3 separate regions of the Mus musculus genome follow, and regions 1 and 3 are each linked to region 2. A link is a loop called in an ENCODE intact Hi-C map of the cell type or tissue named here. Cell type or tissue: heart. All regions are shown on one strand.

Region 1 (8,000 bases), 760 kb after region 2:
ACTGGTGGTGGTGGTGGTAGTGAAAGCCTTTAATCTCAACACTCAACAGGCAGAAACAAACATTTCTATAAATTCAAGGTCAGCTTGGTCTACACAATGAAACCCTGTATAAAAAAGGGGTGGGGAGGGGCAACATGGAGTCTGGCAGGATAGAGATGGTTCTCTTATGACTACTGTTGTCACATCTTATCCATGACTCAGTCTGTAAGACACTGCAGTGGTGGGAACAGAGGAGTGGGAAAGACTACTTCCAGAGCCTGGCTGACAAAAACGACAGCTTCATTTCAACAAGGAAGACACTCCTGCTACATTCTCTGTTCCACCTCCTGAAGGGGCCAAGATCTTACCTGGCTCCAGTCCCCGGGGTCCTCCACACTCTGGTATGATGCAAGCACCCAACATGGGAGACACCTCCATGATGCCAGTAGCAGCCCCTCCTCCTGGGGTGATGCCTGTGGGACCTGTTCCTCCAATGAGGCCACCCATGAGAGACACATCCCCTTGGTGTCCAGGCCTCCAGTGATGAGATGGCACTGACCTGGCATGGCATGGCACAGGCAGGCAGACAGGTAAGAACAGGGGATCATCAGTTCCCTGCTTTTCTGTTTCAGACCATGGGGCTACACCGGAGTATTTTATAGTGGTATGACAAGCAAACTTCTCCCCATATCTAGCGTAGGGAAGAGTTTTGGCTAGGAGTAGAGAGACTTTTTTTTAAAGTAGTTTCATTTGTATCATGAACTGTGAAAATAAAATGAGTAGATTTTAGTTTAAAGGAAAAAAAATCTGGCAGAAAGAATGCCTTCTGTCCACAGTTTCTTCTGCTTGTAAATACTATGACACCCTTACATCATATATCTATGTATGTTCCCTTTTATTAAAGATGGATGGGCTAATGAGATGGCTCAGCAGGAAAGGACACTGCTGCCAAGCCTGACCATCTGGACTTGACTCCCCCCAAACCACCTGGTATTACAGACCATTAATCCCAGCACTTAGGAGACAGACGCAGTGGATCCTGTGAGTTCCAGGCCAGCCAAGATTACATAATGAGACCCTGTCTCAGAAACAAAAGCAATTCCATACAGTGGAAGAAGAGAAGGGATTCAGTGTGATCCTCTGACCTATGCACACAATAAATATATGTAATAAAACTTAAATAATAGGCATTCTCCACTTAAAAATCATTTTCACTTTATGTTTTTATAAGAACTAGAGACATCTGGGGCTCAAGAGATATTTCAGTGGCTAAGAGCATGCACTGGTCTCTCAGAGGACCTGAGTTCTGACCCTAGCAACCCACATCAGGCTACTCACAACTACCTGTAGCTCCAGTTCCAGGGAATCCACCACCTCTAGCCACTACAGGAACCTGCATTCACATGCACAGGCACACATAAATACATACAATTCAAGATGCCCTGTCTGCCCTCCAGGGTGTTGGCACATCTGGCTACCCTGACACTACTTTACCACAAGTGACTCCTCCCATTGCATGAGGCAATTCCAGTCAATTTCTGTGAAGTAATTGCATTTTTTTTCTCGTATTCAAATATTGTAAGAAAAATTAGGTAGTGGTGTTGCCTTTGATCTCAGCATTGGGAGCCACAGGCAGGTGGATCTTCAAGGCCAGCCTGATCTATAGTGTAAGCTCCAGGATAGCCAGGGCTACATACAGACCTGTCTTGAGAACATGATAAAATAAATGTAATAAATAAAAGAATAAGGATTTTTAGTAGCAAGTTAAAATTTAACAGGAACTTTAAATAGTGTGGTTTTAGGCTGTTTAGACAGTTGAAACTACACAGTGAAACACTGTCTTGAAAACCAACAAAAAAGTAGACACATTAAATTTGCCGCCTCATCTGTGTGCGCTTGGATGTAAGAGATCAACAGCAAGCGTCCTCAGTGGTACTCCCACTTACATGTAAATGGGTACATGTGCTGTGGGGGCAAGAAGTTGAATTCAGGCATCCTGCTTTACCACTCTCCAGCTTTTTCTTTAAAAAAAAAAAAAAAAAGTGATTGTGTAGGCCAGGGGATAAGTTGCCACAGTTAATTCTCTCTTTCTCCCATGTGGGTTCCAGGGACTTCGATTGTCAAGCTTAACAGCAAGTGGCTTCACCTGCTAAGCTCTCGCTGGCCCGCAACCCTATTTTTAAATTCTAGCACAAGGTCTCACGGAACCCAGAGCTCACTAATTGGCTAGGCTGGCCGACTGGCCAGTGAAGTCTAAACATCTGCCTTTTTCCACCTCACAAATGCCGGGTTCCAAACATGCCTGTCATTTATCTGAGAACCGGGATCCAACTCAGGGCTTCCTACTCTCACGGCAAGCGTTTTCCTAGGGAGTTGCCTCCCTCACCATCCACTTCACCTTTTAAAGGTGTATTGATTTTTATTTTATGTGTATGAGTGGCCTGCCTGCATATATATAAGTGCACTGTATGAGTAGCTGAGGCCATGAAGACCAGAAGGTGCTAGATCTAGAACTGGAGTGACAGACTAGAGTAAGCTGCCACATGGCTTGTAATCAGAATTAATACAGTGGTCATTAGCCACATATGGCCACTTTAACCATTTCGAATGTGGCTAGTTGCAACTAAAATGTTTTAAATGTAAAATGCACATCATATTTTAAAGACTTTGTGAAGGAGCTGGAGAGATGGCTCAGCAGTTAAGTGTACTGGCCATTCTTTCAGAGAATTCAGATTCAATTCCCAGCATCCCCATGACAGATCACCACTGTCTGTAACGCCAGCATCAGAAGTTCCAACACATTCAGAGATACACATGCAGGCAAAACTTCAATACACAGAAAATAAAGACTTTGTGAAAACAATACATTGAATAGTAATTACATAAATGATAGATACCTTGAATACACTTTAGTTATAACAGCTTACCCAAGGGGAAAAAAAAAAAAAAGTCACAGGAACCAGCTGCCAGCTGGGCAGATAGCTCAATTAGGGCCTGGTTCTGATTCTCCAGCACCCATGAAAAGGCTGGGCATGGTCCCCTATTTCTGTAACCCAAGCTCTGGGAGAGCAAATACAAGCAGATCTCTTGAGTTCTTGGCTGCTCTAGCCAGTCAGTGAGACTGGATTCCAGGTACAGTGAGAGAGAGACTCTGTCTGGAAAGATAGGTAGAGAGTGATAGTGCAAGGTATCCCCCCACACGCCACCCCCCACACAGAGTGAGATAGTGCAAGGTACCCCACCCCATGCCACCCACACACACAGAGGTCACAGCAGGAGATGGTGGTAGCTGCTTGAAATTCTAACACTTGGGAAGTGGAAGGTGGATCAACTACACGTGAGTTCAAGGCTAGTCTGGGCTACAAGAGATCCTATCTCAAACCCCAGGTGGAATGGGGGACTGGAGAGACTGCTTAGAAGAGCCCTAATAATGCTCTTGAGGAAGACCCGGGTTTCCAGCACCCATGTGGTGGCCTATAACCGTTCCAACCACCAGTGCACATGCAGGCACCGCACCCATACACATAAAATAAAAATAAATCTTTTTAGTTAATTTCACCTGTTATGTTGCCCTCTAATAGTTTTCATGAGACAGTCTGATGTATACTTCGTTCCATTTGGAAATCATAGAGTCGACTGCTTTAATGGTGTTTACTCCAGTTAATCAATCCTTTATCTCACCAACCACCTCATGCTAACGCTCCCCAACTTCCACAACCCAGGAAAGCTGGCAAGCACGCTCTCGCTCTCTTTAAACAAGGGTCTCACCACATTGCCCTGACTGCCCTGGAACTCTGTGCAACAGGCTGGCCTCGAACTCACACAACTCTCTGCCAGCCTCTGCCTCTCCAAGTGCACAGATTAAAGGAGTGCACTACAACGCCCGGTGCAACATCAAAGTCCGAGGCGAAAAAAACTCGAAACTTATCTATACTACAGACACAGAAAGTCTTGAGGGAGAGAAAAAAAAATCAATGTTTTCACCGTTATGTGTCCCTAAAACAAGGGCGCAACAGAGCGACCTCCACGGCTCAGGAGGGTCGCTGAGCGCCCAAAGACAGCAGCACCCGAGGCTGGGGGCGGGCCTGAGGCTGCGAGGAGGGCAGGGCTGCTCGGCGGAACCACCGTACCTTGAGAAGTCCTCTCATCTTCGCCAGGAAGGGGCGGAACTCCTCCGGTGGCACTTCCGGATAGAGTTGGCTGTGCAGCAGCTCCTCCGTGACACCCGAGTGTCCGTGAAAGGCGTTCTGCGCTAGGCCGCTCAGCAGCCCGCTCAGGGACTTGCCACCCTCCAGATCGCCCGCCATGGCTAAGGAGGGCCTGCCGCCCAGCGGCTGAGCTCCGGTCCGCTACGGGGGCCGAGAAGGGCCATAAAAGCTGGCAAAGGCAGCCACGGAACGCGATGCCGGGTTCCTCCACTAGTCGATATAAACAGTTCTCTCGTTTGCTCTGCCACACACATCCACTACTTCCACCACAGCCAAATCCACTCAGTTTCCTTTAGAGTCACTGTGTTTTTGTTGTTTCCTTCTTCACTCCGATGTGCAAATGCGCACTCAAAGGAACGATCGCTGGCTGGAGATACCTAACTGTAACTCCGTAAGAATGCCACCTTAATTCTTCGATGGCTGTATCTCATTCTACAGCTTGCAATTAAATGAGCAGTGCCTACTACTCAGTTCTAAGCTCTATAATCTTTTCCCCACGCCCCCCAAATGTAGCTACTTCATGAGGACATGATCTCTTTGCTTGCATTAATTCCTTTGTGTATACCCGTACGTTGTCTTTCTAGCCATTATCAGTAGTCTGGTCTCCATTTCTATAACCACTATTTTTCAAAGCCTTATTTTCATTCTTAAAGTGGAATCGCATTAGTAAATACTTATCTACATAATTACCCAAAAAAAAACCCTTACTTATATTCAGCTATAATAAGCGTGTAGCATGATACTATAATATAGGTGAACCTTTAAAATGTGCTAAATGAGGGCTGGACAGATTCAATGGTTAAGAATGTATACTATTCCTGTAGCGGACCAAAGTTCAGTTTCCAGCACTCGCTTTAGGCGACTTACAACCTCCTGTAACTCCAACCTCAGAAATTGAAAGCTTCCACCAGCAATGTACTCATGTGCACAGACAGGCCTACATAATTAAAAAGAAAAAAAGAAAAAAAATGCGTGAAACGAATGAAGCCAGACATGAAAGACAACTGGACAATCTTATTTACTGCTAAATTAAGCAAATCCATACAAAAATCCAGTTGTCAAGGACTGAAGGAGGGAAGAATAGGAAATGACATAATGGGTACAAAGTCTGTTTTCAGATGATGAAAATGCCTATGAGCAGCCACTGGTGATAACTACACGGCTTTGTCCTTTACCAAAGCACAGTGAATTGTATACACTAAAAGACAGTTTTGCAATATGTAAATTAGCTCCCAATTGGAAAAATTAGTATAAGCTAATTGTAATTTAAAATAAAAACCCGGGCATAGTGGCACACACCTTTAATCCCTGCACTCAGGAGGCAGAGGCAGGCAGTTTTCTGAGTTCGAGGCCAGCCTGGTCTACAAGGTGAGTTCCAGGACAGCCAGGGCTATACAGAGAAACCCTGTCTCAAAAAGACCAAAATAAATAAATAAAAATAGCATACTGGGTTTTAATCCCTGAACTTGGGAGGCAGAGGCATTCTCTGAGTGTGAGGCCAGCCTGGATTACACAGAGAAACCTTGTCTTGAAAAACCAAAAAAAAAAAAAAAAAAAATTAAAATAAAGGAAAATGGTATAATAGACTATGAACTGCAGTGTGTTTAAGCACAGCTATGTCACTGGTGAGGAGGCATGCAAGGCAGCCAAATGCCTCCATCTTTTTTTAAGGAGATGTGTTTGGAACTGTGGCTCCATAAAAGATGTGGATTTGAGGTTTGGGGAGAGGTTGTTCTGTATAGCTAGCTGCATCAGCAAGTCAGGCTCTGTCTCTGGAGTCCTGTTTATGCCCTCCAAACATCACGTGTCCTCCATGTGTCTCACCTAGAGCACAGCTCTTGCCTCAGCACACACACCCAATCAGCTCACAAACTATAGTACACCACTAAAAGTTTTTTGGTACCTTTCTCTCTATGGCATTCCGACAAATGTAGCTCAACTATATAATATAAGGCAGACCAATGTATGTGTATTGTTAGTAAATAATCTTTTATCGTGTGTCTTTTCATGTGTTTGTTTATGTAAAACATCCCCTCTCCTGTGTCTGCTTCAGCTAAACATTCCTTCACATGTTTGTTCCAGCAAAGCACCACCCAGCTGACTTTCCAAAGAACCCTTAAGTTTTTACTTTAGTTGTGTTTTGAGAGGATTAGACACAAGGCTATGTGTGTTCTAGGCAGGTGTTCTACCACTAAGCAACATCTCCAGCTCCAGTGAATTTGCTTTAATTTTTAAATATCCATATGAAAGACCAGAGATTCATTTCATATATAACTCATACTGTGTTGAGGACTTGAGTACACAAACAGTGGCTATTTTTAAAAATTGTTTTAATTAGGTCTAAAATGTCGATATAAACCTTATTGATCGGGGCTAACAAGATGGCTCAGCAGGTAAGAGCACTGACTGCCCTTCCAAAGGTCCTGAGTTCAAATCCCAGCAACCACATGGTGGCTCACAACCACCGGTAATGAGATCTGACGCCCTCTTCTGGTGCGTCTGAAGTCAGCTACAGTGTACTTATGTATAATAATAAATAAATCTTGAAAAAAACCTTATTAATCCAGGTATGGTGGCACATGTCTTTATCCCATCCTTCAGGAGGTAGAAATAGGCAGTTGTAAATTTGAAGACAGGCTGGGCTACATAGGGAGCTCCAGGCCAGGCAGAGGTTTATTATATACTGGCCTCTTTGCACTCCTAGGCACATGAGATTCTGTCTCAAAAAACAAAACAAGCAAGCAAACGAACAAAAAAACCTAAAAATCTACGTATGTGTATGTGGAGGGGGAGTGGGTGTCTCTAAAAACACCTTAGCCAGCAAAGCATCAATCGCTTGAGGCAAGAAGGAAACCCCACTGACTACACCTCGGGAACTGGTGTTGGTTTAAACTTCAGGAGTCTGACACAGGGCAGTTTACTTCAGACATATTTAACCAGAGCACAATTTTGGAAAAGAGTTTTCTGATAATAATTAAGTCACTCCTCTGTGTACAGTGAAACTTAAGATATGCTTACATTGAAAGTCTTTTCAAAGTACATGTGACCTCTTCCATAAAGATAGGTTCTGCTGACAGAGAAACAGCACTCATGAAAAGGGTCTAGGGAGAATGACTAAGATAAACATAAAAGTCTGGGCGAGCCAGATGTGCCCTGGCCATACAGACAGCGCAGAGGTCACCAAGGCTACTAGCCACCCCAGCCTTCTGAACAGAAAACATGGTATATCTCTTTCTTTGAAGAAACAAACCTTTGTGTTTAACACTCCTGGTTTCCCTGGTGCTTATCTGTGAGCACAAGAACCTCTTTGCCCCCAACACAATTGATTGGGAGGTAGAGTTTTATACCCCAAACTTCAAAATGCTAGCTGTGTCTGACTAAGCCAGCTCAGTCAGTCAATGGGGCCTCCAGGGAGGGAGTGAAGGTCGAAAAGGAAAGGACAACTAGACAACATTATAACATGACTTCAGCCAGTGCTGAGGCTGCAGCAGGTTGGTTTTTTCCAGTCTGCTTTGATAGCATTCTAAGTACATACACAGAGTATGGTCAGTCCTAAGGCATAAACAATGTGGTCAAGGAACAAACACAAAGCATAAACAAAAGTCCCACGATTACTGGTTTCCGGATTTTAACAAGACCCATCACCATACAAAGAACACACTCCTCAGCTGTATTCATCCTGAGCCTACTTCCTTGTCCTAGCCCAATGTCAAAGTCCTGCCAAGTTCCTAGATGGTGGGCCCCAAAAGCTCTCCACACGTGTGTTGTATAAACCTTACACAGGTGCTTGTACCGTTACATGGAATTTAAGTT
Region 2 (8,000 bases):
TATGTACAGTCATTTCAGATATTGTTGGAAATTCCAAGGAAAAGTCAATGAAAAATTTTTTTAGGTTAGAAACTCCAATAGGTTAGAAACTCCAACAATGTTGTTTAAAATAAAATATCCTAGTACAATTCAAAGATATACTAATTTGATGTTTCATACTAAGGAATGATGTTCGAAAAATATTTAAAATGTTTTCTGTAATCACACTATTATGTTTCATTAGAAGCAGTGACTGTCGTAGCAGTAAAAACACTGCAGTTCCTAGGTGCTCTGCGCAGCACGGATAGCGCAGCACAGTGTGATGCACACAGCGTGCTGTATGCATGTTCAGTGTTCAGAATCAAGGCTGCATAGAGCCATAATTAATATTCCATTCCATCCATTTCAGAAGGTAACATCAGGTAAACTGCCGATAAAACCAAACCAAACATGGCATTAAGGAGGCATCTCAATGGTCACAGCATCGAGGAACACTTTCTGGTTCCCCACTAACCTCCATGGGGGATACAGAACTGCACTATGAAATCCATGGGTTAACAGTGTAACACACACACACACACACACACACACACACACACACAGAAGGTGCCTGCGGATCACTAGTTGGAGAGCTATTTTCTCTGAGTCACTTTTGTTTCCTACCAATTATCTCTCCCCTTTGGAACTTTTGCCCTTTCTGTGCTGACTCTTCTTCCCTCTGCTTAGAATCTCATTTGCCTAACTTGTTTTTTGTTTTTGTTTTTGTTTTCTTGAAAGATGAACTCAGTAGCCACTTACTCTAGGAAGCCTTTCCTAGCTTCTCCCATCTTTGTTGTTCTTTAACGCTCCTGAGCGTCCTTTTCCTGGAATCCCTAGCTAGGCCCTTATTAGTAAGCTTCTTGCGAACAAGCTACTCTATATCACCAAACACAAGGCTGCCTTGGCTTAAAGCAGATACAGTATTTTATATCACTAAGAACATTCACTCTACAGCTAGAGATGCTAGACACTGTAGATGTGTGACTATCCCAATTTCATAGAAAAAAAAAAGTATCAGGGAAAACCATGTCTGGGTGAACAGAAAGCACACATTAAATGAGCGAATTCAACTAGATTGGTTTATCATTATACATTTTTTTTCAGTTCACTCAAAACCAAGCGATATTAAAAGAACAAAAACATTTAGCTAAACTAAAATCTGTATGTTCAAATATATTACATCTGAATTTAGTTGGGTTATAAAAAAATGTCCAAAAAGTTTTTATTCTTTAAAAAATGCTCTGACACAACACTAATCACAGACTAACAATGGCAACACTGACCCGAACTAGGCATTTCTCATTACACTAGGAATGGATAAATGAGATGCAAATATCCCAAATAAAGACAATTCAGACTCATGTTTTGAAGTACGTCCATGTGTTGTATTGTAAATGGTCACACACAAAGGTACAATGCTAGACACTAACGAGTTCTCAGCACACTTACTTTAAAGCCACTTCTTAATTTATAAGGAGACAGATGTAACCAAAGGGTGAAAATCTTAGTGAGACTATCAGCTCTTTAGTTAAAGATAAGGTCTAGAAATTATGGAACACATAAATAAAAGAAGTAGAAAAAATTTAATTTGAAATTATTAATTTAGAAATCTAGGGTTTTTTGTTTTAAAGCTCTCAAGAAAAGAAAGTTTTATATATGCATGTGTACGTGTGTGCACATGCACACACACACACCTTCATATGCTTTATATATGTTTTTTCTAATCCTTAATAACCTAAAAAGGAGACATCAACTCCAGCATTGTATAATTGAATACTCAGATACTATAAAAATTAAATCACAAGCCGGGCATGGCAGTGCAGACCTTTGACCCCAGCATTCAGGAGGCAGAGGCTGGTGGAGCTCTGTAAGCCGAAGGTAAGCCTGATCTATATACTGAGTTCTAGGACAGCCAGGGCCATGTAGAGAGATCTTGTCTCAAATGACAACAACAAAAACAATTTACATCATATATCTACTGCCACACAGCTTGTGGTAGACTTGCCTGAAAAGTTTTGTTTGTATACAAGTAGCTTTTCAGTTCCAAGAAGCAAACTCAGACATACAAAATTGGGAATTTTGTATGAAATTCATTACATATAAAATGCATTACATAAAAAAGATTACCTCAAGGAAAATGAATTTCTATGAGTAATAAATCCCAAAACTCCATTTCACACTGTCTAATAACAACCAAGTAATTACTCCAAATAGCTTCTGAATCTAATATAAATATTAAAAGCCTACCTTTTAAAATCTAATATATACTTCCTCACAGATTTACCGCTAAAGATGGCCAATTAAAAAGTCCTCTGATTCTTCAATCTCTGATTTTTAGTGTGTTTGTATGCAGATGATAGGTGTTTATGATATGTATTCATATGCATGCATGTGGGGGCCAGAGGTCAAAAGCAAGCGTTTTCCTCAATTGTTCTGCACCTTATTTATAGAGACAAGGTCTCTCACTGAAATCCAGTGCTCGCAGTCTGGTCCAGCAGACTGTCCAGAGAGCTCCAGTAGTCAGCTTGTGTCTACCTACTAGGCACTGGGCACTGCAGGCACCGAGCACCACAGGCACTGGGCACATGCTGCCCCAATTTTCATGATTCTAGGGATCCAAACTCAGGTCCTAGATCCTCAGGTCTATACAGCAAACATATTACCAAATGAAATATCCACACACTCCCACCCCAAGTGACCTATCACCTCTACCATTCAGGGAGGCAACTACTGAGTCAGGCATTAAGAAAAAGACCCTGGAGAAAAATGAGACTGAATGAAATCCTAACGTGTTAACCACATAACTCTTAGTAGATCCTTCACCTTCTTTAGGTGTCAATATTTTTAAAGTAGGGCTACATGTCTAACCCATAATCTACTGCACTGAGAAAATGAGATACAGTATAAAGCACTCCACATAGCACCTGCTAGGGTGGATGTCCCCAGCAGACTTGTAAGGGTGGTATACTTGAGACTTCGTTTTAATGGGATATTTAGTATCTAGTATAAGTTTAATATTATAGCCAGGAATGGTAGACTATACCTGGAATTTCAGCATGCAGGAAGACCAGACAGGAAGAATACCATGAGTTCAAGAAAAGACTAAAATATTGACAGACTGTTTCAAAAAAAAATAAAAACAATTCTAAGAACTCATTACATCTTGAAACACTTTCAAAGTCAAAAGGATTTTTAGTTTCTTTTTCTGATACCTGCCCTTCAGTATCAGGAAAATGTATTAACTGACTTGCAACCAAAATCCATATTTTACAATAGAATTTAGCACTTTAGCTAAATATTTTATATAAAATGTTGATGCAATTTAAAGTGTAAGCTTATGCATAGACAAAGATGCTTCATGATAACCTACCTACAGAAATTACATTATTTCCAGGCCAGTCAAATCTATCACTTACCACTAGGGGGAGCTACAACTCAGGAAAAGATTTATGCAACGTCCCCAAATTGCAAAATTTTCCCATCTTATAAAATATATTACCAACTTTCTTATTAAAATATTTTAATTGATAAGAATACTAAATTCTTTTTGGAGGCCTTTAAAGGATGAGACTCACTAACATAACACACTATATGTTTATGTTTAACGTCTGTTTCTTTTGACGACTTATGTTTCACTAAGTTTTATTCTTTCTTTCCACCTTAGAAGAATGAGGAAGAGCTCTTCTACCTGCTTCATAGACAGCTTTAGTTCCAGTGCCTGGACAGTGCAACACACTACATGGTCCATGAATACTTACTGCTGAGCACATGGATGAATACTGCTCCGTGTGTTAATTTCAAAGTTAGAAATGCCTGGTTAGATGTTAGGTAGAGCAAACTTATTGATTTTGGGTTTAAAAGAAAAGGTCTAAGATCAGGCTAGTAATTGTCTCGTTGGTTAATCAGATGGCCCATGAGATGGGCTTGGTTATTACATGTTTACAACAGAATCCCTCTTCTGTGATCTGACTGGAAGAGGGAAGTGGGCAATAATAGAAGAACACTGACGACAAAATTGTGTTTAGTGCTTATTAATGAACTTCATTAGGGCTTTACACAGTTTCTTAGCTTAGTGTTGTTAACTTTTTGTTTCCTAAATATTACCAACACCCACAATATAACATAGTAAATTTTAATTTACTTTAAATGAAACAAAGACAACAGAAATGCATTGTGAATCCAAAATGTTCTCAATCTAATTTTTCTATGTTTTAGAGGTGAATGTAGGATTTGACTCCAGATTTGACTGTGATTTTTAATTTACTTTTATAACTTGTTCCTAAAGCATATATCATCTTTCAAAGTGACTATTTCGCCAATGTATGAAAACCTAGTTATATAATTACACTAACAGACCAAAGCATTAAAAGGCCTTAGAAGTTCAAGCCCACTTATTATGAACCTTAGAGAGGTTCAAGAACTCACTTATGAAAACAACAGAGTAGACCAGACTGACCTGTATCAGTTACACTGGCACAGGCAAAGTTAAAACACAGTGGTTTTATCCAGGCAAGTAGTACATGCTTCTAATCCCATCACTGACTTCCAGGCCAGCATGATCTACAACTAGGAATACACAGATAAGCTTTGTTTTGGAAAATAAAAATCTCAAACAAAAAGTTGTTTTAAAGAGACAATGGAAAATAAATATCGATGTAAACGAAGCAGCCATTGCCCAGCACAGCTGCCCTGTGACAGCATGGTGTTCCCACTGCCCGGCAGAGTTGCCCCTGTGACAACATGGTGTTCCCACTGCCCAGCAGGGCTGCCCTTGTGACAGCATGGTGTTCCCACTGCCCGGCAGACCTACCCCTGTGACAGCATGGTGTTCTCATACCGTCCTTTCCTTCAGCACAGTTCCAGGAGACTGCTGAGGGGTCTTTTCTTGCATTCATCAGGACTTGCAATGAGCACCAGGTTTAGCTATAATCAGTAATTATGCACTGCGAAGTTATTTTGTCATAATGAAACAATGATATAGTGGACAGAGAGGATAAGTAGAAAAAAAGGTTGCCTACATTAGACTCACTTAACCAACAAGTGTCCCTGTTGGTGTTGTATAAAGTGAACCTGAACTTTCTAGAGGAAAGAGTTAACACACTTTGATAGAGTTAAAACATCTGCATAGATAAAGAAGAAGATTCTCAAATCTATTTTTGACTGTTTAAACCCATCTTAAAACTGAAACAGATGATCTGCCTAACTTCTAATCTATCTTCCCAGTGAGTGCATACAGCATTTTGTTCCAGGTTTAGATTTACACGACATTCCTTGGCATTAGGTGGTTCATAATTTATGACAGTTGTCCTAATTCTTGGGCTGGCAAGACAGTTCAACAGCTGAAGCACCTGCTACTCAAACATGGACTGTAGTTCTGATCCCCAGCACCCAACTGAATGCCCACCTCTAACCCCAGCACCCAACTGAATGCCCACCTCTAACCCCAACACCCAACTGAATGGCCACCTCTAACCCCAGCACCCAACTGAATGGCCACCTCTAACCCCAGCACCCAACTGAATGGCCACCTCTAACCCCAGCACTTGGGAAGCAGAGGCAGAGAGAGGTTCTTAGAAAGCTCAGTCTGTGAACTCAAAGTGCAAACGAGAGACCCTGCCTCAAAACATACTGTAGAGAGCAGCTAAAGACACCCAGCATCAACCTCTAGCCTCACATACATGCACACATGACCCTGAATACACATATGCACCCACACAAACTACCATGGACACACATACACACACACACACACACACACACACACACACAAAGGCAGTGTATTCTCACCAAATAATGAGTTTAAAAACATTTCAGCCACTATGTGTGTGTGTGTATGTGTGTGTTTGTGTGTGTGTGTGTTCTTTCTCACGGATTAAGAGTATAGTAAGTTCACAAGACTTCTAGAGTGTAATAACTATATACCTAATAATATATACACAATTAACCTTTTTCTCATTAATCTTTTAAAAGTAAACACATTATACTGGGAAGCAGATCAAAACTCATTACTGGTTTTGTGTGTGTGTGCACGCGCACATGTGCAGGCCTGTGTTTATGTGTGGGGTGCAGTGTATGTTTTTATGTGTGGACGTGCACACGGAGGGCAGAAGTACATGGCAGGTATCTTTCTCCATTCTATGTTTTGTGGCAGGGTCTCTTCCCCGAATCTATCTTTCTCTATTCCCTGTGTTTTTCGGCAGGGTCTCTTCCTGAATCTGGAGGCTGTGCTTTTTCATTTTCACTTCTCTTTCTCAGCTTGGCTGGCAGCAGTCAGCCCCAGACACCCTCTTGTTTCTGCCCCCAGGGTGCTGGAGGCACAGGGACAGGTACACACAGGCCCCACCCTTCTTGTTATATAGGTGATGGGATCCGAACTCAGGAATTTATGGTTGCACAGTAAGTTCTCTCAATCAGTGAGCCATCTTTCCAGCCCCTTACAACCATCTTTTCACAAATAAGAACAAAACAAAATGGTGCCATAAAGACAGGTAAAGTCAACAAAATGCAACCATAACACATTTCTCTATGAAATTGTTTCTTCCTATCATGGATTCACAGTGAGCATTATTACTGATGTGATCATCTTTACCAAAAGCCGGGAAATTATCACCTCATCTATTTGTTAATTTTTCTTTTTCTCAAGTTATCTTATCAAATACCTAGATTTCATTGTTGCCCTCCCCGACCCTCCATGGCATTAGAGATCAGAACCCTAGGTCTTCTACATTCTGGGCAAGACTCTAGCAGTGAGTGGTCCTGAGACCTGCCCTGGAGTCTTACTATGAAGCTCAGGCTGGCCTTGTGCTTGTTATGACTCCAAGGCTGACTTCAAACTCCCTCTACCTCACCTCCCAAATGCCGGGTTTGCAAGCGCGTGCCAGCAGGCTCAGGCTCCATCAGGCCACCGTTCTGCTGTGTGAGCACTGAACCCCGGCTCTCCACACACCAGGTCATACCGTACTTGAGCCACATTCCCAGTCCTCCATTAAGGTTTGATCAGTAAAAGAGCTTAAAAAACAGACGTTATTTTCCTTAATATTCATGACTACAAAATTATGTTTTGGCTATAAAACCAAATTAATGTCTCCCATTAAATGAGAAGCTAGTTTACAGCACAACTCAATTTTCTTTTTCTTATTTCTAATCTGAAATGGGAACTACTACAGAAACTATTCGAAGTGGAGGTGGCAGCAGGGAATTGTACTAAAAAATTCACAAAAAGGAATGTTCAACAATATCTACAGTTCACTTCATAAACATATATTGATATGTATTTTTTTAAATAGTTACTAATTAAAAGATGCTACCCTAAAGCCAGTAACAGGGGCACATGCTTATAGACACATCTGCTTAGGGAGGCTGAGGCAAGAGGGTTATACGGCTAGGAACTCCAGGACAGCCTGGGCCACACAGCAAGATTCCATGTCAAAATTAAAGGGGCAAGGGAGACTGGAAACAGCTCAAATGTAAGCTTCCGGGTCTCACACGAGAGATGGAAATCACCCACAGGCGAGCATAGGCCCTGACCTCCACTCCACAGCCACAGGACAGCACAGGCCCTGACCTCCACTCCACAGCCACAGGACAGCACAGGCCCTGACCTCCACTCCACAGCCACAGGACAGCACAGGCCCTGACCTCCACTCCACAGCCACAGGACAGCACGGGCCCTGACCTCCACTCCACACAAGTGTGAGTGTCAAGTATTATACCCTAGATAATTCTGTCAAGTATTTCATTCACTACAAAATTTAAAACCTAGAGTTTTCTATAAAAGTTAATTTCTCTGAAGTACATCACCAGGTATATTTTACAATGATGTGTTTACACCATAAAAACTAATTTCTGTAGATATTTTGGTTTAAAAACTCTATGTTTCATGAGCTACATGATAAGAATAGTTGAAAAGAACATACTGATTTAATTGGCGTTTGAGAATGGACTGATTTGGAGAAAGGGAGAGCCAGGCAGCATGTCTTGTT
Region 3 (8,000 bases), 390 kb after region 2:
GTCCCAGTTGGTGACCTAAGACTCCAAGGGCAAATTCCTCTTTTTCAGTTACATAGAGGGAAAAAGAACGAGTCAGGGCAGGAAGATGTGAACAACTTTGAGCAGAGAATCGATGCAAAAGCAAGAAAAATTTTATTGTTCCAGCATGCTGGTATTGCCCTGCACATAAAGGAGAGTGAGAGAACAGCCCATTTGGTGAGTTTTTATATAGTTTTCTGTGCAGCAGCCATTAGGCACAATGTGATTGGCAGAACAGTATGACTTTTAACCTGATTGGTCTTTAGGGAATGGGGTGGTAAGGACTTCCCTTGTCTGTAGGTGGCCAATGGTCAGTCTGTCCTGTGGAATTTGTCTACGTGCTCTGGGCCTCCCACACCCGGAGGTGGCTGATGGTTAGTCCCCACCACCACCTACCCCCTGGGGTCTGAGGAATGTAATTAGCCTCTCCCTTCCAGAGAGGAGGGGTGCCTCTGTGCTCTATGACCTTTCTCTTCTAGGAAGGGAGGGGTCTGGTGGAATTTTCCAAAGTTCCTGAGCTGACCTCTTCAGGGCCAGATGGCCAGAGTGAGAACTCCAGGTGTCCACAGTCAGAGGAAACATCTTGAGGCCTGGGTAATGCTGCACCAGGAGTCGTCCTGTCCTGCCACTCCAGCTCAGCCATTACAAACAGTATCAGTTCTACCCAGCAGGTCCCAGACCTCCTGGATGAAACATGGAGCAAAAGTCTGGTTTCAAGCTTGCAGTTTGAATACTCCTGAGAGGCAGTGTAATGGTGGATCAGGTCCACGCCAGAGAGTGGGTTCCGGAGTTCTGGAATGAGGGTCATGTGTGTCTTAGCTAACAAATGCCCCAGATGACTATGGGTTGTCCCTCTGCTTGGGGACACACTTTAACCAGCAGTGGATTTGGTTACCTCTGGGGTCTTTCACAGATTTCCTTGATGAGGACAAGTTCCTTGATCTAGTAGAGGGGAAGTGACCATTTTTTTTTTTTCAGTGAACCCTTACCTGTTTGTGTGGGATAAGAGAGGCAAGGTTGCCTACTCCCATTGGCCAGTCACAGGTATGCAAAGAAGACTTCAGCCTCAGGGAACCAAAACAACCAACACTGGACATGGGAACCCCAGTGAACTGTGCTATCTGCTTGTGTTTAATGTCTACTTACCTGGATCTTCACCACCTGGGCCCTGGCCTGTTCATCTCACCTCCCAACCAAACCAAACATGCTCCTTTGAGCTTGTACCCTCAAAATACTTGGTGTTCTCCCAAATCCCGTTTAGTCCAACAGCAAGAGTCCTGATAGGAACTCATGAAGGAGAGAGATAGACACCACAGAGCCCAGCTCCACTCTGGGAAATCACACTCCTTAACCTTGACTCTGAATCTCACTGGAACCCACTGTGTGGGGCTTTTATCTCCCAAAGGTGTCTTCTGCCTCCACTACCTTGTTAGCCACTTTAATAAATATTTTCTGCAAGGCAAATACAAGGGCAAAATCTCTTGCCTTTGTTCTAAGTGCCTGATACCTAACAAGTACCCATTAAATTAAAAGTAGAACTATAAGACATATATGAGACAATATATCCAGTCCAAAAGGTCTAAAAATTGACTTACTGCTTTATATAAACCACCAATATTCTACATTGCTGACTGGTAGAGGCCATTAATTATTCTGTAAACAACACACCACAATATTATTTTCCAGCAATATTAAATTATTCACAGATTGGTATTGGATGATTTCTAAAGGCACACCAAAGATGAAGCATAAGTAGTAACAATTCTTACTGCAGTTAGGAATTCTTACTGATTCCACTTTTTCCCTAATCTTCAAATTGAGTGAGAATCTTCTATTATATAGCAAATATAATGAGACTATTATTTGGTGATCAGGGGAGAAAATTTTTCCAGAAAGATAGACAATACCACAATAATTGTGCGCACAGTTGGTAGTCATTAAGGAAGTGTGACTTAAGAAAGAGTCCCTAGAGGGATTCGTATATCTCACCAAAGAGAGTGCTAATGAGGGACCTTGATACATAGAAGAACAGGAGTGCAGGAGAGATCTATTCTACACCCGCGTGACAGGCTTTTCTACTAGGGAGAAGTCATAGGGCCTCAGGCTTTGATGCTAATGGTGCTACTTAGAACCATTGGTCCTGAAGTGGATCAGCAGCAGCCCACACTAACAGGACTTGACCTCAGGATAGCACTGTGGAATGGCAACCTTCAGGTCCACAGTACCTGTCACTGGACCATCTGATGGACTCCAAGCAACGTTTTAGAAGCAAGGTGAATAAAAATAAAAGAAGATACAGTGCCGTCCCCTGTTCAGGTGAGAAGCCCAGGATCCTCCAGGAAAGGAAACATAATGGTGAACTCTTTAGTATTATAGAAAGAGAGAGGGTTAGTGGATAAAGGTGATGGATGACTCTCAAACATTTGGACAAAATGTGGAAACACTGCGACAGAAAGAACCAAGAAGCTGGATGACTGAGAGACCAAAACTCAGCAGCCACCCTCACTGGTGGCTGTGCGTGGACTCCCTATCAATAGCTCATCTCAATTATAGCAAGCAAAGAAAACAAAAGCTCATCTGAACCAGGCAGTGGTGGCCATGCCTTTAATCCCAGCACTCGGGAGGCAGAGGCAGGCAGGTTTCTGAGTTCGAGGCCAGCCTGGTCTACAAAGTGAGTTCCAGGACAGCTAGGGCTACACAGAGAAACCCTGTCTCGGGGGGGGGGGGGGGGGGGGGAAGAAGCTCATCTGCTCATCACGTATAATATGTATACACCAATCATTTCTACACGCGTGTGTCATGAGAATTGAATGAGAACATTCCAGGGCAGTAAATGCTATTCCTAGCCTGGTGCACATAAATAAATAAACAAATAAACAAACAAATAAATAAATAAATAAAGTCTTTCCTGAGGCGAAAGTAAACAGGTTTTTTTTTTTTTTTTTTTTTTTTGACCTGGTTAATTACAGATACTTGTCTATGTTCTGTTGTGAATGTCAGCATTCAGTAACTTACCTTAACAATATCGAGCCTGTTGTTGCTGATTGTTAGTATTTTGGCTCTATGAGTTGTTTTGTTGCTTTGTTTGTCTTAGAGAGCTATTTCATCAGGACCTGAGAAAGCTTAGCCCTCAGAAGTGCTTATAGTGAGACCACACAATGACATGCAACATCACTCAGACTCGTGAGTATTCTCCATCCCCCTTTGGTTAGGAGCTTCCACGGATGACATAAAAAGGAAATTTAGCATTGCAGATGATCCTGTGAAACAAGTATATCTGGCAGTGTGGCAATTGTTTGAGGTACTAGAAAGTGTTAGTTAGCCCCGCTTTACTCTGTTACAAACATCTCTTGTAAAGGTGAAGAAAATGAGCTGAAGAACAAAGTCAACATTCCATAGACTGAGGTAGTCAGGAAACATGGTCAGGGAAATGGGGGACTCAGTTAGATGCAACCCAGGACAGCTAAGACGGGGCCTGGCTCTGCATGTCTTTGATTTGACCATGTCACCACAAAGAAATTCCAAAGAGACAAGCCTCCTAGACCAAGCTGATGCAGATTTCAGGCATACAGTAAAGGGCCATCCACCAAGGGTCTCTCTCAGGGCTGTCTTTGCTGCAGCACCGAATGCCCTACAGAGCTAGTATGCTGCAGCTTCCCAAAGTCAGGGTGGACCGGAAGACCCTCCCGCCCCTTTCAGACACATATTCTGCCTGATACAAAACAACCACTCAGTCCACGATACCTGTGTTGTTTTCCAACTATCTTAAAGATTTTCAATCAGAAATTCTACAAGCAAGAAAAACACATGACATTCCCAACTACGGAAATGTATATCCATACCACCATACACAAGTGTTTATAGCTACTTTTTATTCATCGTGAATAATGAATCTGCTTTAAAGACAGGCTGTTGAGTTCGAGACCAGAATTTAGTTTCTCCTTGTCTGCAGCATTCCATGCTGGCATCAAGAGGGCCTCCTTTAATTAGGAAGGACACAAGTGGAAAAGAACGTAATTGGGCTGAGGTTTTAATGCCTGGCTTTGCCAGGCTCTCTTACTGCAGACCCGAGGCACTGGCCCAAGCATTCCACCAGGCTCCACCCAAACCCACCAGCTGGACGAGGAACCACGGGACGTTAGAATCAGAGTAACTTTGGCCAACAATCTGAGACACTTGGGAGAAAATTCATTCTAAATCTAACAGCTTCCTGCTCTCAGGAAGGCCTCTGGGCTTCCGGTGCCTCTGGTCCTCCTTCCCGGCTCTTCTGTGGAGGCTAGCTTCCTCCAAGCTGACCCCGAGGGAGCCGCCTTCTCGTAGGTGGAAAGCGAAGAGAAGAGAGCGGGTAAGCAGTGGAGACACATTGGCTGTACTCAGGACCTGTACCAGAGGTGGCAGGAGGACACCACCGAGCCCTGCTCCACCCATCGCAGCCTCGAGACCCTCTGCGCGGGGATGCTGACCCCTGCTGGCCACCTGAGAGATTGCAGCGTGGCCGACTCCCAAGGGGCGGCAAGTGTAAGGGTAAGGGTAAGGAGATGGGGATGGGAAAGGGGTTGCTGTGTAGTAAGCGTGGGTGGTAGAAGACTAGGGCCAGGATGTTGGGCACCATCAGAGGCCCCTCCACCACCCGGTGGCTGCCCAAGTGCTGTCCGCTCCTCTTGTTTCTAGGAAAAAGAGTGAGAGGAGCCGTAAGGGCTATGGAGCCCAAATCAGCATGCCTCTAGGACCTACCTGAGCCTCCAGAAGACCCCTCAACAGGAACCGTTGTCCGAACCAACCAACTCCAAACCTAAACCTCAGAGGCCTCCTCATGCAGACAGATTGCTGACCTATCTCTGGGGTAGTCAGCTGAAATACCCCAGAGATATTCACGGCCTAATCCCAGGAAGTTTCTTTAAATGGCAAAAGAAACCTAGAGTGTGTTACCCTCGATTATTTAGGTAGATTCTACATGTAATCAGGTATATCACCAAAGGGGAAGTGAGGTAAAGGAATATTTATTTCACTACAGAACAGAAGGCAAGCCATCTTGCAGGAGGACCTGAGGAGAGAAGGAGAGAGTCAGGAGAGAACAGATTCCCTCTACAGTGCCCAGAGTCTCCCCTGACTGATTTGGACCCAATGAAATTCCAAACTCTGGTGTCAAGAACTTTAAAAGAATAAATGTGTGCTGTTTTGAGGTATTGAGTTTGTAGCTTTTTTAAAAAAGCAGCAGCACTGAGGTAATGTGTTGCTTCCCACTCAGTAGTGAGTTCTTAGAATTAAGTGGCTAATGAACAAGACAAACCCCATTTCCATCCCCAGGGAGTTTTATCTGCCATCTCCTGAGCTTTAAAATATTGCTGGCAAATTCTTAGATAGGGTAGCAGAGAAGACAAGGAACACATCAAAAAGACTAGCCCGTAGACATGCAACAAACAAACAAACAACAGCAACGAAGAACAGATTTCACACCTGCTGGGCAGCTACAGTCAAAGTGACAGGGGCAAGCAGTTTCTTGTTTGTTTGTTGTTGTTTGTTTATTTTGCTTTTTTGATGACTTGGAGAAGCCCAGTCCGCACACACTGTTGGAGGGACTCTATGGCATACCCAACCTGGAAAGTAGCTTGGCAATTTCTTTTAAAACTGAGCATACATAACCGGATCACTCGGCACTGTGTTCCCAGGAGTAGCTGCCAGGGATTGAAGCCATTAGAAGGTTCATTCGATCTAAACTCCACTGCGGGTGCTCGCACAGCGCACTCCTCGATACCTGCCTGTACTGGCTAGTTTTGTGTCAACTTGACACACCTGGAGTTATCACCGAGAAAGGAGCTTCAGTTGAGGAAATGCCTCCATGAGATCCAACTGTAAGGCATTTTCTCAATTAGTGATCAAGGGGGAAAGGCCCCTTGTGGGTGGGACCATCTCTGGGCTGGTAGTCTTGGTTCTATAAGAGAGCAGGCTGAGCAAGCCAGGGGAAGCAAGCCAGTAAGTAACATCCCTCCATGGCCTCTGCATCATCTCCTGCTTTCTGACCTGCTTGAGTTCCAGTCCTGACTTCCTTGGTGATGAACAGCAGTATGGAAGTGTAAGCTGAATAAACCCTTTCCTCCCCAATTTGCTTCTTGGTCATGATGTTTGTGCAGGAATAGAAACCCTGACTAAGACACTGCCCAAATGTTTTAGATTCACGAATGAAAGACACACACACACACACACACACACAGCCTCATTTTTAATATGCCCTAAGCAGCCAGGAGCTGGGTCACTACCCAGATGCTTACATGGCTGTACACTTCGTCTCCTGCAGCTCTTAGGCATGACTTTCCTGCTTCCCCATGGTTCCCTTGCCGGGAAAATCTAAGGTTCCCCCCTCTGTCTCCCTGTCCAGCCACTGGCCACTGGCAACTTTATTTACCAATTACAGCCAACTGTGGGCAAGGACCCTCAGAGTCTTACAGACAGACGTACAGGTTCCCATGTGATTTGGGAAACTGAATTAACACAAATAGCATTAGATCCAGTCCACAACAAGGATTCAACTGAGATAACTAAATACATGTATGTAAAACCACCTACACGAATATACATGCTTTGTACATAATAGCTACAGCCCAGAACCCATGGTCAACAGTGCATGGAAATGCAATGTATGTGAGTAGATTATTATCCACAAACCAAAAGGAACAGATCTCATACAGAATGCATAGACCACACTGGCTGAAAGACGCTGTACACAGAGGACTGAGTGTCACTTGATTCCACTTATCATAACCTGTTAAGATGCAAACCTAGCCAGGCTTGGTGGCACACACCCGGTATCAGGAAGCAGAGGCAGGGGCATTGTGATTTCAAGGCCAGCCAGCTCTGTATGAAAATGGTGTTACAGAATAGGCAAATCCACAGAGACAGAAAGATGGCCCATTGCCTGAGACCAGAGATGAGCCTAGGATTGGGGACCAGCCACAAGGGACAGAGGGTCAGTCTGAGGTGATGACTTTTAAAACCAGATTGTGTGGTGATTACACAGGACACTTAGAGCAAATACATCTTACTGTCCAAAAATTATACTTCAATTTTAAAAAGTCAACTCATCCCGTGGTAAGCCTTAAATCATACTTTAAGAGAGGCTCTTCAAAAAAAATATTCCAAAGCATTAAGTAGGACAGGAAGCCAAACAAGATGGGTTTCAGGGCAATAGCCCAACTCTTTTTTAGATCAATGTAGCAGTGATTTCCCCCACCAGCAACCCACTGGTGTAATGCTATCTTCACTTTGTTATTTCATTCATTCATTCTGTTTTATCTTTTCTTTTTTTCGTTTGTTTGTTTGTTTGTTTGTTTGTTTCTCGAGACAGGGTTTCTCTGTATAGCCCTGGCTGTCCTGCAACTCACTTTGTAGACCAGGCTGTCCTTGAACTCAGAAATCCACCTGCCTCTGCCTCTATTTTATCTTTTTGTGATACTGGGAATCAGACCAGACCCTCCCACATTTCTTACTTTTTGTTTTGAGGCTCAGGCTGTGCTTGAGTTGACCATCTTCCTGTGTCAGGGATCACAGGCCTGGGCCACCAGACTTGGCTCTATGCTGTCCTTTATGATCCAGAGAGACAAAGGAACAGAACTGTACATTGTTCACGTCCTACCTTGGCAAGAGCCCCAGCTGGAAGCCAGTACATGCCTCTTAATGCTGTAGTTCGTGCAATACTATATCTAGCCTGGTTCTTGAGCCTTCTTCAAGGCAGGCCTGGGACCTCACCCCAATCTAAAATACCTGGGTGTATCCAACTGGAGCAGTTGAGACACCACCCTGCATTCTTCTGTCTCTAGCCTACCCAGCCTGAAGTTGCTTGTATTGTAATGTTAAGTGCAGACCACCACCACCCCCACCACCCCCACCTAGAATCTACATATAGCCCTAATGACCCCAAGTTAATTCTGATTGGTGAATAAAGATGCCAACAGCCAATAGCTTGACAGTAGAGAAGTAGGTGGGGT

The links. Hi-C counts contacts between places; a loop is a spot of excess contacts. Peaks named below come from ENCODE experiments on the same cell type or tissue, not always from the same donor. Only the 100,000 strongest peaks of a DNase experiment are listed, where the experiment ranks them.
Region 1: a loop joins it to region 2, with 4 times the contacts of the local background. A loop is called at or near these places in 5 of 42 quality-filtered maps.
Region 3: a loop joins it to region 2, with 7 times the contacts of the local background. A loop is called at or near these places in 37 of 42 quality-filtered maps.

Annotation. Positions count from the first base shown.
Region 1 is chr11:22,977,970-22,985,969 of GRCm38, forward strand. Commd1 (COMM domain containing 1) reads right to left here and starts at 4,315. Exons shown (of 3, transcript NM_144514.2): 1 at 4,110-4,315. The coding sequence starts at 4,286. In heart, a CTCF peak has its summit at 4,391; DNase peaks (open chromatin) are centred at 3,792 and 4,322; H3K4me3 peaks cover 2,048 bases; H3K27ac peaks cover 1,847 bases.
Region 2 is chr11:22,222,386-22,230,385 of GRCm38, forward strand. The region is part of intron 5 of Ehbp1 (EH domain binding protein 1); the gene reads right to left. Among named protein-coding and RNA genes, the nearest start is that of Ehbp1, 60 kb to the right of the region's middle. In heart, a CTCF peak has its summit at 3,440 (motif pointing right); no DNase peak of the experiment used is centred here.
Region 3 is chr11:22,613,289-22,621,288 of GRCm38, forward strand. It overlaps Gm12052 (predicted gene 12052), which reads left to right. Exons shown (of 5, transcript NR_166746.1): 2 at 49-195; 3 at 3,113-3,201; 4 at 4,069-4,542; 5 at 5,033-5,204. Among named protein-coding and RNA genes, the nearest start is that of Gm12052, 5.6 kb to the left of the region's middle. In heart, no CTCF peak of the experiment used is centred here; a DNase peak (open chromatin) is centred at 4,473; H3K4me3 peaks cover 595 bases; H3K27ac peaks cover 503 bases.